2 separate regions of the Homo sapiens genome follow, and region 2 is linked to region 1. Evidence: chromatin loops called from intact Hi-C (ENCODE). Cell type or tissue: B cell. All regions are shown on one strand. Each heading gives the region's core, and the rest is flanking DNA. Links, peaks and the distances in the headings are about the cores only.

Region 1 (4,000 bases), core at 1-4,000:
TGTTTGAACAGGAAAGCAGTAGAGTTCTTTGAAGTATAAAAGAAAGATGACATTGCCTTTACTTTTGCAAAGGCTAAAGTCTTTCCAGGGTCTAAAAGACCACTAAGATGAGAACCAGGGGACCACGTTTGCCACTCATTAGCTGTGTGACTTAAGAAACCCTCCCAATCTCTCTCCGGATTTCCATTTCTGAAAAGGGAGCATGAGCAAGCTGGGCCACTCACAGGCCAAACTGATCTATCACTAAGCAGTGATTCCCACCAAGCCCAACTCTGCAGCAAACTCTGGAGGGAGAGGACATGAGAATAAGAGGCTGTTGTCCCAATTTCTAAGAGCAGAGCTGATGCCCCTACCCCTGGATTTATTTGTGATTTTCCCACTGTCTCATGTCCCCACTAGCGTCTGGGGAAAAAGGTAGTCTTCCCAACATCTTGGACTTCTAGCTCTACAATTCTGTGAATTATAATACTGCAAAACACCAACAGAACCATTTATAGCCCATAGACCTTCATGATCTAGCTGTGAACATTCCCTGTTTGAAGAATAAGTGGATTCCAGATTCAAGGCCTATGAAAAGAATGAATGATATCTGACTAATTGAAGTGTCCATACCAAAGGACTAACTTTCAGTGAGATAAACTTACAGTGAGGCCCTGCTGACATGTGAGTTAACTGGGGCCTTCCTAGGAAGAAACTCAGCCCAGTTAAGTTCTGCTTTACAGAGAACAGAAAGGAGCCAACTCAGAAACCATGATAACCCAAGCTCTACTTTCAAAACAAACACATCGTGACCAACTCAAATCTCTGGCAGAATGCCTTCCAATATCCCTTCTGCAGGTTCACCCACTACATGCAAAGTATGGATTATTTTAAAATTACATTTTGTTTCCACAATTTTAAGGAGAGTTACCATGTGACCCAGCAATTTCACTCCTTGGCATATGACTAAGAAAAATGAAAACATATGTCCACACAAAAAAATTATACGTGAATGTTCATAGCAGCATTCTTCATAATAACTAAAAGATGGAAACAACCTAAATGTCCATCAAACGATAAATGGATAATTGATGAGTGTGGTATATCCATACCATAGATGATTATTTAGCCAGAAAAAAAGAAGAGTACAGATACAACAGGGATGAAAACATTATGGTAAATGAAAGAAGCCAATCACAAAAGACCACATATTATGATTCTATTTACATGAAATGTCCAGAATAGGCAAATACACAGACAGAAAGTAGAACAGCAGTTGCTTAGAGGTTATAGGGGATTAGAGGTGACAGATGAATGGTACGGGGTTTCATTTTGAGTTCACAACAATGTCCTAAAATTGATTTGGTGATGGTTGCACAACTCCGAATACACTGAAAACCACTGGGTTGTACCTTTTAAGTGGGTGAATTGTAGGATATGTAAATTACATCTCACTAGGGCTGTTAAAAAGAAAGTGAACTGGTGAAAGGATTATTAAGTAGAGGGAACGGGTTCACAACTGGTTGCTTTGAAGTCAGAGCCCAGGCCCTGAACACTAGCCTGCGCTGCCTTCTGAAATACAGAGGACCACTCACCATTCACATGCCCAAACCTACACTTACTACTGATCTAACAAAGCAGTGGGACATGTGGGAGCATATGTGATAACTGCCTTCAAGTGGCTTATAGTTTAAAAGCATTGACTGTCAGTAAAGCAAAGACAAAAACTACATGTAAATCATGATAAGGCATAGTGTAGTGCATGCCTTTGCTCTTCTGACAATAATATAGAGTACAGGATATCCTTTATAATATAATATAGACTATAACATATACTACATCGTATCATACAATACAGATAATTCCAAGAGATGGGCTCAAGGGCTGGTCAGATCATATCCATGGAAACTAAGGGATTTATTTCTATTAGAGGGAAAAACCAAACATGCCCCCTAAATGCTGATTAAAATTATTTATAGTCAAAGAAAACACATTTAATTATCCCAGTCACACCCAAAGCAAAGTGGGGGAAATTTTTATGACAATGTTAAATTTTTCCACTTTAATTAAAACATAGGCTTCATATGCTGGATCTGAGGCTTACTTCTAGAATGGGCTTTGCATTAAACATATTTTATTGTGGAAATCTATTTCTTTACCATCGAGGACTGAAATAAGCCTAAAAGGTCACTAAGTTATTAACTTGGTATAGAGAATATACGCTTCAGACTTCATTTTAAAGAGGTTCAGCTACTAAAGTCTGCAAAGGGTCTTAAGACAGGGAGGCAGGACTTTTTCCCAGGAACAATAGGATGAGACTGCCCTTCTTTCTGACACTAGGCCACTACCTCCCCCTTGTGGCCATAGCTAAACCCTCTGGGTCACGGTCCTAGTTTCAAAGTCTCCTTTAGGAGCCTGTGAACAAATACCAGAGAGAAGCTATTATATTTAAAATATTGACAACCATCATTGTGAAGGGCATGGCCAGGCAAAGCTCTCCTAATACTAGCTTCTGTGAGGACTTCACTTGGTCACTTGGTTAACTCTTGATTAACAAGTAAATACTTGGTGTGTCAGGGACTTAAACACAAATCTTCGAAGCTTACCTTAACTTGAACAGAACTGGAGCTACTGCCTATCCTGGGAATTAAACGGGTGAAACTCAGAACAAAATGTTTTTAAACTGGTAGGGCACGGGGCATGGTGTCTGGTTAACTTAGACACTGAATTTAAATTTGGAAGATGAATGGTAAGAAGAAATTACTCGAGATGTATAAAATAGCCAGCACTTGAAAACTGAACTTTCATCACAGAAAGGATGACAACACTTTTAGGGTCATCATTCAGTGTTAGAAAACCTAGTACCATTCCCTGCTTTGCTACAGGTAAAAACAAGAATAACAGAATAACTAAAGTCAGTCTTACTTTAAGACAAACTCTAACTTCCCTTCAAACCTTGCAGCACGATCACTGTTTCATTCTCAGGTAAAATATTCAAACGAGAGCGGTCCTGAGAGTGACTGATGGAATGAGTTAACATGGAGTAAGGTGCACAGGGAGAAGCCTGAATGTGAGATAAATCAGACAACTTTAATGAGGCTTAGCCTAATCAGGGCAATCAGGATCTAAAATACAAACAGCTGGAAGATCTTCATCTACTGCATTTTACATGGAAACCCAGGTAGCAGTACACTAGCATCAGCCTCTTATAACTTAAGGGAACTAAAATTTCAGGACGCTAGCATGGGTGAAGGCATCGGGGAACACCGAGGCTAGCAATAATATAGTTTGACACACCCTGAATGGAGTGACAACAGCTGCCCAGAGTTCTCTGTGATAATGGGGCATACAGACCAAGTCTGGACTCCCAAGGCCAATGTTCCAACACCAATGCCTGCTGAGGGCAGAGGACAAAGGGATTGCGTGCTATTACTACTTCCCACCTTTGTCCCTTGTTAAGTTTGCCATTTCTGGTTTTAGTCTGTCCTGCTCTGTTTACAAATGGAGAACCTGAGCCCAGAGAAATTAATGAAGTTAATATAAGGTCATACAATCAGTCAGTGGTTGACTCAAGGTGAGTTACCAAGTCTATGACTCCATATTTGTACCAACAAGTCTGGACTGGGAGAAGAGAAGGCTCATGTAAGGTTGCCAATCAATCAAAGAGGAAAATGTTAATTGTTTATTCTGAAGAAGCTTTGAAAGACCAGTTTTAGTTCCATAGCAACATTGTCTTAGGAACTTTCACAGAAACTATCCTGTGGTCAAAAACATTCTTCTCCCTTTGCTTTGCAAAAAGGAAGCTGACATTTCCTGCTATAAATCAGTACATCACAACTTATCTCCTGAAACTTTATTAATTGTGGTTAAAAAAGAGAAAATGTGTGAGAGAATGATAGGAACTATGTAAACCTGTCAATGCTCACTTTAGAAATGAAGTCTCCACAGTGGGGAGAGAAAGCTGAAAACTACTTTTCACTTAAATTCCTCCAGGCATCTTAAAGCTTAAAAGAACAAGCTG
Region 2 (10,055 bases), core at 320-4,319, 55 kb after region 1:
TTAGGTGAGGGGTGTAAGGGTGTTTACCGTATTGATCGACTTTAACTGAAAAAAAAAGGTTTAATTCAGTAGGAAAAAGAAAAAAATGATATATTCGTACCCCCGAAACACAGTGAGTCCCAGGGACTTGGAAGGGTCCTATCAACTGGGTCCATTGCCCACTGTGGTCTCTCCAGTCTCTGTTCCATCAATGGACTCTGAGTCTTAGTCTTTGAGTTAAATACCATGTGTCTTTGCAATAAGCAGACAACACTGTCAGTTACGAAAAGGACTAAAGTATAGCAATGAGTGAAATGTGATACTGGAAGCTATGGGACAGGGAACAAGGAAAGGAAATAAACTCTCCCTTTTATGACCTCCAAGTGAAATGATGGTATCAATACCTTGCAAAGGTATTGCAGAATCAAAAACTAAGACGTACTCCGATGTCCCTGATGAGCCAACTGTCACACTTGATACAAGAAGCAATGCTAATACCATTCATGGCAGCCATCATCTCCCTCTCGCACTGTATTTAGAAGTCTAGACTTTTTCTTCTCTTTGCTCTTTTCAATTCTATCAGCTGAACTTATGTCAGCACAGGCTGATGACAGGGAAAAACTTAATGAATCACAAAGTTTTACTGGAAGGTTACTCAAAATTATAAATCCTATCCAACTGGACCATAATATTAAAAGTTTATATTCTTTTTGTTGGTTTCACGTACACAAATTGGAGTCAACTCAACTGATTATTTAATGAGGAAACACACTTTCCTCTAAAACTCCCTAAACTATATTTGAGAACAGAGGGCTAAGATCCCTATCACATATACTGATGGTGATCAGGGTAGAGCCTGCTTTAAGAAACTCTGTATGCAGTATAAACTGGATAAAGTTTAATGTATTGTTGTCAGAGTTCAAAACCCTCAAGTTTGACAGAAAGCCTCAAACTTTGAACAAATTTCCCAACATTTTCTAGCATTTTTACAAAGACCACCACCTTCTTATGTGACTTGAGAGAGTGACCCATACAAACAGGAGACATGTCTTTAATGGGCTCCAAAAACAGTTTTAAACTCCTAACATCAACCAATCTGTAGATTCTTACTAAGAGAAGCATTTGGTACTAAAAGCCATATTATCTCTGTTCTCTCACTTACTTCTAAGCCAATTAAGCAAAAGAGGAGTTTAATGTTAAGAAAGTTGACTAAGTTTCAGGAAAAAAATAAAGGTAAGTAACATGGCAATTTGTTCTAAGTAAAAGCAACCCCTTCAAAACAAACAAAAAAATAAGATGTTCCCTGCTACAGGACCAAAAAAAGAAGGCAAGAATATAAAAAGAAAGGATTTCAGGTCGAGACAGCGACGACAATAAGCAAAAGATGACTTACTGCTGCCCAAGTGAATACAAACAAAATTTCAAAAGCACATACTCTAAAAACTGGCAACTCTACTCCTAGATTATCCTACAGATAATAAAAACCATTGCTAAGACTTGTTAAAAACATTGTTAAAAGAATGTTTCCTTTAACTTGCTTTATAGAAAGAAGGAGACTGAAAACAATCAACAGAGGAAGAGTTAAAGAGAGTGCGCCCAGTTCCCAGAATACTTTACAGCAAGCCCTTGAAAAGAATGGGGCAATTCTATACCCAGTGCTGGGGATAAAACTCATGAGATGTGTAAAGTAGAAAAAAAAAATCAAGATATAGAACAGCATGTACAATGTGCTCCCATCGCTGGGTATCCTTTTAAGAGGACAATATAGGCACACACTTGTATTTGCATAATATGTATCCAGAAAAACACTTAGGGCATAAGGTGGCCCGGTGCAGTGGGTCATGCCTATAATCCCAGCACTTTGGGAGGCCGAGGCGGGCAGATCACTTGAAGTCAGGAATTTGAGACCAGCCTGGCCAACATGGTGAAACCCCATCTCTACTAAAAATACAAAAATTAGCCAGGCATGGTGACACACGCCTGTAGTCCCAGCTGCTTGGGAGGCTGAGGAAGGAGAACTGCTTGAACCCGGGAGACAGAGGTTGCAGTGAGTTGAGATCGTGCCACCGCACTCCAGCCTGGGTGACAGAGCGAGACTCCGTAACAACAACAACAACAGAAAGAAAGGAAAGAAAGGAAGGAAGGAAGGAAGAAAAGAAAAGGAGAAAAGGAAAGAAAGGACAGAGAATACGTGTGAATCAGGGAAAGGAAGAGCGAAATCTAGTTTGGATACATTTGTTATATCTACAATACTTCCATCTTCATTCTTTTTTCAATACCCCAGCCATGTCAGGAGGTTTGCTTAACAAGCAGTAAATTATTTTGCCACATCTAGATTTTAAAACACCAAGGCTGTTGGCAAAAACACATCCTAATGAAAAACTGTAAGAGAATGGATTAAAGTACCATTTTTGCAGGTCAAATTTATTCAACTAAAGAAAGTTCTAGACTGGCATGGTCCCCCGAATTTAAAAACCTACTCCTAATTTAAAAGCACATATGCCAACATTACCCCTTGAATTAAATTCAAGGAATAATTCAAGTCTAATTCAAGAGTGGTCTAATGCAGGTCCAATTCAAGATTCAGGACTGAGAGCCCTATCAGACCTGGCCCCACCTACTTCCAGCTTCAGGCCACATCCCGATCTCACTCTGACCACAACTCGTCTTTCAGTTCCTCAAACCTGCCCTGCAGTTCTGTCGCTTTCAGGATTTTTTGCATAGCCTCTTCCCTGGGCCCAGAACATTTTTTTACCAATTCTCTTCATGGTTAACTCCAAAAAAGATATACAGGGGATTGCAGCCTACATGTCACTTCAGGGAAGCTCCGTTGGCTGCCTTAAACTGGTCTGGTTCCCCCCATCATATCCTCCAAGAAACACATCTTTTGAAGGATTTATCACAGCTTCAATTCTATAACTGTGAAATCAGTTGTCTGATGTCTATTTCCAACCCCGCCCCCCGCCCCCCCAACTAGAATATCAGCTGCCAGAGGCAGGAACTGTCTCAAAACCTCTTAGCACAATGCATAGAACAGCCTTATATACAGAATAACCTCAGAAATATTAGCAGAATGAACAAAGTTTTGTAATATATACGTTATTTGTAATATCTGTGAGATGAACAAAGAAGACCGGCCAATATGAAAGAAGATTACATTTAAGGTCTGCAGCTTTAAATCTATCTTTAAGCAGGGGAAATGGAAAATACTGCAGAGTAAAATAAAACCACCAGATAAACAGAGCCCGAAACGGACCAGGATAGAAAAATAATGCCAATTACACTTGAATCCATTTAAGCAGCAGCTTCTGGAGGAAGAAGGAGGCTACAATAATAGTATCCAAAATAAACAATTCAGTAATTGATCAACTAGTCAGAGGAAATTATCCTAATTCAAGATCTCATATGAAATATAAAGTGTTATACAGACAAGAATGAGGAAAAAAGACACCAGGAGATGTATCTAATGTGCAGTTGTGAGTTCAATTGTTTATGCAATTTAAAAGAATATCTGGCATCGCTACTTCTACACACTCTTCTGAATCTGTCTTAAATGCACTATCATTTAAACAAAAACACAAAAGCAGTCTGTCCTACTTTTTTCCAAAGAAGTAAATATACAGAAAGGTTTTACCATAAAATGTTAGCAATATTTCCTGTAGATTATAAATGACATCAAGAAACCATAAAAATAAAAATTTTCACTGTGGCCAAAAAACACCAAAAGCCAAGTCAAAAGACAATTGACAGGTGGGAAATTTTTTTGCAACTCAAAATTGAAAAACAAGAGCAAGTCATTGTAACATATAGAGTTCTAAGAAAAATGGGTAAGAGAAAGACCAAGGTCCCCAAAGACAAACAAGAAAGGATATCAACTAGGCAGGTACAGAAAAAGAATACAAATGGCTCTTATAAACACAAGAAATGATGCTTATCCACCCCCTTGAGAGAAATGCAAAGACTGTACTAATATGTCACTGTCCATTTACCAGACTACCAAAATCCAGTTTGAGAAAACCCTCTGACAGTGTAGTATGGGGCCACATATCTCTCATATCCTACTAATGGAAGTGTAAATTGTAGAAGCAACATCTATTCGAATTACACATATATAGGGCAATCGACACAACAATGTCACTTCTGTGAATTTACCAAGAAAGGCAGCATCAAAAAGTGAGGGAATTCCCTAGAATCAGCTTGCTTAGCTAGGTGTCAATTCTGGCTCTCCTACTCTCTGCGGTATGACTTTAAGCAAGTCACCCAACCCTCTCTGAGCCTCAGTTTCCTGTCTGTAAACAAGGATAATATGCTACTGGCTACTTCACAAGACTGATGTAATGATTGAGTCAACATAAGGAAATGGTTGAAGAGAGTGGCTAGGAATTATCCCCTCTGATACACTCACCCACATACAAAATGACCTACGTTCAAGGTGACGGTGACATTTTGAGACAAAAGACTGAAAACAAATTAAATGCACAATGGTAAGAGATACCCACACAATGGCTTACCATGCAACTGTTAAAAAAAAAAAAAAAAAGAGAAGTATCCAAAATATAATTAAATGGCAGGGGGAGGGGCAGAACAGAATATAATATCATATACGCCACCTTTTGTGTTAAAGGGAAGGGGACCAAATACCAAGTGATGTCCTTCCTAGTCAAAAAAATTCAATTAAAAATATTTTTTAAATGGGGCATTATTTCAAATCTCAGAAGAAATATCATATGTACTCACAAATGTATAGACTAGTGGTTCCCAATTTTTGTTGCTGGGTCAAATGCGACATTGGAATTTCCTAGAAATTTTGGAATTGAATGCCCTTTGCTTGTAAGTGCTGAACTATCAGACCCTTTTTTTAACCTCCTCCTCTGCCAAGGAGCTAACAGAGGAGAAAGAACCCTAGCCTGGATGTGAGGCCACCTCCCTGGAAATGCCAACTGTCCCATTTACCAGCACTGTTCCCTGGCCAATAATTTAACAGCATTTCACCTGAGCCCCAGATCCTTTATTTTCTAAGGAGGTACACACTACCTACTCCCACAGACTTGCCGTGAGACTCAAATGAAATAATTTAGCTGAAACCACTCCATAGATGCTGCTCAAGCTGCAGATTTCAGAGCTGGAGATTCTGGGCAAAGACTGCTTGTTATTCTACCTGTCCAGAAAACGTGTCTGCACATACTGCTCACAGCTTCCTGTCTGGTGCTCTCCAGCCCTGAGTGGCTTCACACATAGCACCGCACCAGACTTTCTGGAAGCCATAGATGCCAGTCCATCTTCCGAGGGCATGACTCCCCACAGATGCTCAGACATTTCTCAGCTAGAAGCTTCCAGGGAAGGCTGGCTGCACAGGATGCCTCACTTCAGATTTCCTTATAGTAGAACCACATAAGCCAGGTCTGCTTCACACAGGTGAAGTGGTGACCTAAACTTTCTGCTGCTTCGTCATGGGGGCTGGGAAGCCAGTCTGCATACCTACTGAGGGCAGAACCAGCAAAACTGGGATGCTCGGAAGCTGGGGACCAGGAAACAGGGCAGCAGGTAAAAGGTCTCCAAGCCTGCTGTCAACAGCTTTAGGGAGGAAGGTTAGAGCTGGGGCCAGCAGCCTAAGGGCACAGGGCTTAATAGCAGAGGGGAGACAAGGATAATACCTTTGATCACAGAAAAGCCTGTGATGTTTACCTTTCAAACACTAATTTGCCAGGGGAAAAATTGCTAATTTTGTCTGGTATGATAATGGTATGGTGGTTATAAAGTCCTTATCAGAGAGGCAAACTGAACCATTTATGGTGAAAGCATTTTAAGACTATGTGTCAATAATCAGTGAAGCTGGTGGTTTGTGGATTCACTCTACTTTAGTATATGCTTGAAAATTTCCATAATAAAATAAGCTTAAACAAAATCCACTATCATCATAAAAATAAATTTCACAGCAGGGAAATGTGAGAAAAGTATTCTCACAGTCTGATTGCATGCCAGACAAGCAGGGCCACGAGATAAGGCCTCTAAGTCACTAACATGGGCAGCCATTTCTCCTCCCAGGGTATCAACATCCTCATCAGAGCTGGGGCCCTTGAATATCAGGGGACCCACGCACGCTTCACCCATCAAAACTAACTGGCACTGCCCATGAATTCCTTTTTAGGGCTATTGAGGCATCCCAAGATGCTCCCCACTGGCTACATGGTACATGCTCTGTGTCAGAAGCAGCTGGCCTGGAAGATATTCAGGTGCAGAGCTTCCCATCTGGCATTCCCTGCAGGAAAATGTGCATCAGCCATAAATGACAAATGACAACAGGGACACGTGAGAAAGCATTCTATGGGAGGGGCTTCTGAGGCAGGAGGAAGATGGATAGGAAAGACCTCAAACATCAATCCAGCCATTCTGGGCTGCATGGGATGCTACAAGTCAGCCTGCTGTTTCAAGCTGCCATGCCTTCATCCATGCTGATCCTTCTCCCTAGAATGCCCTTTATTCATGTTTTCCTGAGGGAATAAAAACCTTTGAGTCTTCCAACCTTCTGCTGTCCACAAAGTACTCAACAGCTGCCCAGGCCAAACACAGTCAGTTCCATATTCATTCATTTCTTCCTGGGCCAGCCCTGGGTCTGTCTGGCCCAAGATGCCTCACTGCCCTTCTCTCCTGCTCTGCAAGGTACAGGTGACCTCTGCAGGCTCCATCTCCCAGTTTCCAAAGTACGCCAATGAGATTCAGCCAATAAGAGGCACTAGCAAGAGATGGGAGGATGGAAGGGAGAACTCAGAGTATTTCTCCCCTTTCTCCAACTTGGGCAGCACCCACATCTCAAGGCCCAGGGGAGTTCCAACTTCTTGGTGACCGCAGCCCCTGGGCTCTGATGGCACTACCTCCTCCCTTTATCCTCCAGAGGGGTTGTGGGAGCAGCGTTCTGCTCCTGCTTATCCCTGGGTTGTCTCATCACCCACCCCACTTCAGCTTCTCAGCAACTCTACCACTGGGATGACCAATCTCTGAATTACATTCTTCTCTCTCAACTCCACATGGTTTGTTTTCACAACTCTAGAGCCAAACCCCTCACCTGGGGGCCAAATGCAAGCTGCCCTTCTGCAAACCCTAAATTCTAAACACACTTCTCTCAGGAAGCTGAGGCTCGTCAAGAAAGACATGACTGATGTCTCGTCCCACAGAGAAGGCAAGGCATAGATAGGCCCAGTTCTCCCAGTACCACTGCAGGCTGGCGAGGAAAGGAGACATAAAACAAGGGGTTTCGTAACATGTGGCCAAGTAACGGCAGATACCTGAGACATCCAGTCAACGATGGCTTTCAGAGAGGAGGAGACCAGGAAGCTGGTGTGGAAGAACAGGAACTGTGAAAGCAAACTGAGAGCCGCTGAGGAAGAAGTGGAGGCACCATCCTGAGAAGACTCCAAAGAGCCCCGCAAAAGGAGGGGATGCTGCCAAGGAGGGGATGCTGCGTCGGCTTCTTCTCAGACAGCAACCTGATCTCAGGTTTGTGGGGGAAGAAAACAGAAAAGGGAAGAAATGGGCAAGAAGCAAATCTATAATCATTGAATTGAGAAGGAAAAGGAAGAACTGTGCTGAATGCACCCTGAGAGCTTTCCTAAGTCACATCATTTATCCCCAAAACTGGAGAGCTAAGATACTATGATCGCTTTTTAGAGAAGAGGGCAAGATGGCTTAGAGGTTAGCTAAATTGCCCCAGGTTCACACAGCAAGGAAGGGGCAAACAGATTTTTGTTTTTTTTCTTTTTTATTTATTTATTTTTATTTTCTTTTTATTATTATACTTTAAGTTCTAGGGTACATGTGCACAACGTGCAGGTTTGTTGCATATGTATACATGTGCCATGTTGGTGTGCTGCACCCGTTAACTCGTCATTTACATTAGGTATATCTCCTAATGCTATCCCTCCCTCCTCCCCCAACCCCACGACAGGCCCCGGTGTGTGGTGTTCCCTACCCTGTGTCCAAGTGTTCTCTCATTGTTCAATTCCCACCTATGAGTGAGAACATGTGGTGTTTGGTTTTCTGTCCTTGCGATAGGGCAGACAGATTTTTAAACACAGGTCCTCTAGGTTTTAGGACTATCAAATAAAACACAGGAGGCCCAGTTAAATTCGAATTTCAGATCAACAACAAATAATTTTCTAGTATATATAGGTGCCATGCAACATGTGGGACATATGTATACTAAAAAATAATTCATTGTTTATTTCCAATTGAAATACAGTTGTGCATCCTGCATTTTTACTTGCTAACTGGTAATCCTACTTGGTTTCCAAGTGCTTCCGTTATTCCAAGTCAAGCCAAAGCACCCTAGGGTGGGAAAATCAGAAAGCAGTTAATGAATAAAATTGAAAGGAGGGAAAAATTCACACAGCCTAATAGAGAATGCTAATCTGCAACACATAAAATAAAGAAGCATAAAAACAAAAGCAATAGAAGCTATAGAAGACTTTGAGAACTGGGGAAAGAATACACTGTACTTATGGAAAGCAGTAAAGCCTACCGGTTTTCATTTGTGGCCTAACAAGCGAATCCCAGTTCCCTTTACACATCACTGTCAGGCAGCAATCACCCAGAGCTACAAGGCTCTGGGCCAAGTAAGAACCAACCACGGAAGGGATGACTGTCATTAGCACTAATCTTCCTTACCTGAAAAAGAGTTCAACAAGAAGGTGTTCAGACAAGTAGCAGAGAGGGAGGCAGAGAAACCAAAAGGCTCCAATAGTTTTGGCTAGAGGCCCCACAACTCTGATGGATAGACAACAGCAAAAGAGGGAAGGGCAGTCTTGAGCTTACTTTAACTTGTTTATTTACAATGCAAGCAGAGTTCATCAGATAAAATAGCCTCCTTGCCCTCTCTTACCATCCCAAAAGTCAATACAACCAAAATATTAATAGTAGTTTGGAGAAAAGCATGCTCCTCAATCTTCAAATGAAGTCCTCAGGCTAGAAAGCAACCCAGAGGCAACAAAGAAAAGAGGTCACTTGAGGAGTCCTTGGCAGAGAAAACTACTGCCTCCCACAGACCACCCTGGCCCATCACCAGGGGTTGTCCTTCCATCATTCGGCTACTGCAATCCTGCAAAGTCAGTCCATTTCAAAGATTCATGTTTTGGTTTCTGTTCTTTAAACCAGCAGCTAAGGAGAAGTGGCACTAGGGCGTTGCCCATCAAAGTCCACCTTCTAGAACCCATACCCCCATGAAAGAGGGTCAAAAGTCTCTATCAGAGAGGCCAGTTTTGACAGTCTTCTGTCTGCCGATAGTACTAAAGTCAGAAAACGTGTACTTTTTTAAAAAACACAATGGAAAGAGCTCTGTAACTGACCTATAGGGAAAAAAACCAGATCTTTTAGGAAGTGTGTTTACCTCCTGCAGTCCTGTTACTTTTACACAGCCACACAGACTGGTATAATCCTGGCTCACCAAACCCTTGGAAACCCACTCAGTTCCCAGGCATCCCCAAGCACCAGAGAAACATGGGTCGTTAGAAGCCAGGTTGCGAGGCTCCCCAACCTGCGGTGCACAGGGAGCTTGGTGCGGCCTCAACCACCCCCGCTCAGCTTTCAAGAGGTTATTTTTCTATCATAATCTTATAGGATTATCTAGAGCAGGACTGATTTTGAAATGTATTTTGGAGGACAATAGAAGGGGGTGGGGAAGTACTAATAATAGTTAATATCATTTTCTACAGGAATAACTCACACATTACCCCAAAACTTTCCTGTGTGTATCAATCTCATTTGATCTTCATTAACTGTGGGATGGGAGCAAGATTTGTGTTAACTCTACAGTCTCTCATAAGGTAAGTAACCAAGGCTCAAAGGCCCTAAATGCAATACAACTTAGCTAGTAGGGTAGCCAGAACCTAATTAATAAGCACATAAGTCCTGTAGGGCCTGAATGTCCTCTGCTGTGTCACACTCCTTTCACGTCATCCCGCTGCCCAGCACCAATACTGAGGGAAGGGGGTGGGGCCGCCCAGGAAGCTGACTCTAAAACTGAAAATAATTTCACAGATACTTATGCAGACCATTGCACAGCAATAAAAAATAACTCACTATAT

The links. A loop is a pair of places that touch in the nucleus more often than their neighbours do. Peaks named below come from ENCODE experiments on the same cell type or tissue, not always from the same donor. Only the 100,000 strongest peaks of a DNase experiment are listed, where the experiment ranks them.
Region 2: a loop joins it to region 1, with 3 times the contacts of the local background. A loop is called at or near these places in 5 of 110 quality-filtered maps.

The regions. Positions count from the first base shown.
Region 1 is chr10:59,828,481-59,832,480 of GRCh38, forward strand. All of the region lies in intron 3 of CCDC6 (coiled-coil domain containing 6), which reads right to left. Among named protein-coding and RNA genes, the nearest start is that of CCDC6, 76 kb to the right of the region's middle. In B cell, for the core only: CTCF peaks have their summits at 2,347 (motif pointing left) and 2,551; a DNase peak (open chromatin) is centred at 2,331; H3K27ac peaks cover 571 bases.
Region 2 is chr10:59,882,980-59,893,034 of GRCh38, forward strand. The region is part of intron 1 of CCDC6 (coiled-coil domain containing 6); the gene reads right to left. Among named protein-coding and RNA genes, the nearest start is that of CCDC6, 19 kb to the right of the region's middle. RefSeq lists a silencer at 8,494-8,583. In B cell, for the core only: no CTCF peak of the experiment used is centred there; a DNase peak (open chromatin) is centred at 2,662; H3K4me3 peaks cover 1,168 bases; H3K27ac peaks cover 1,680 bases.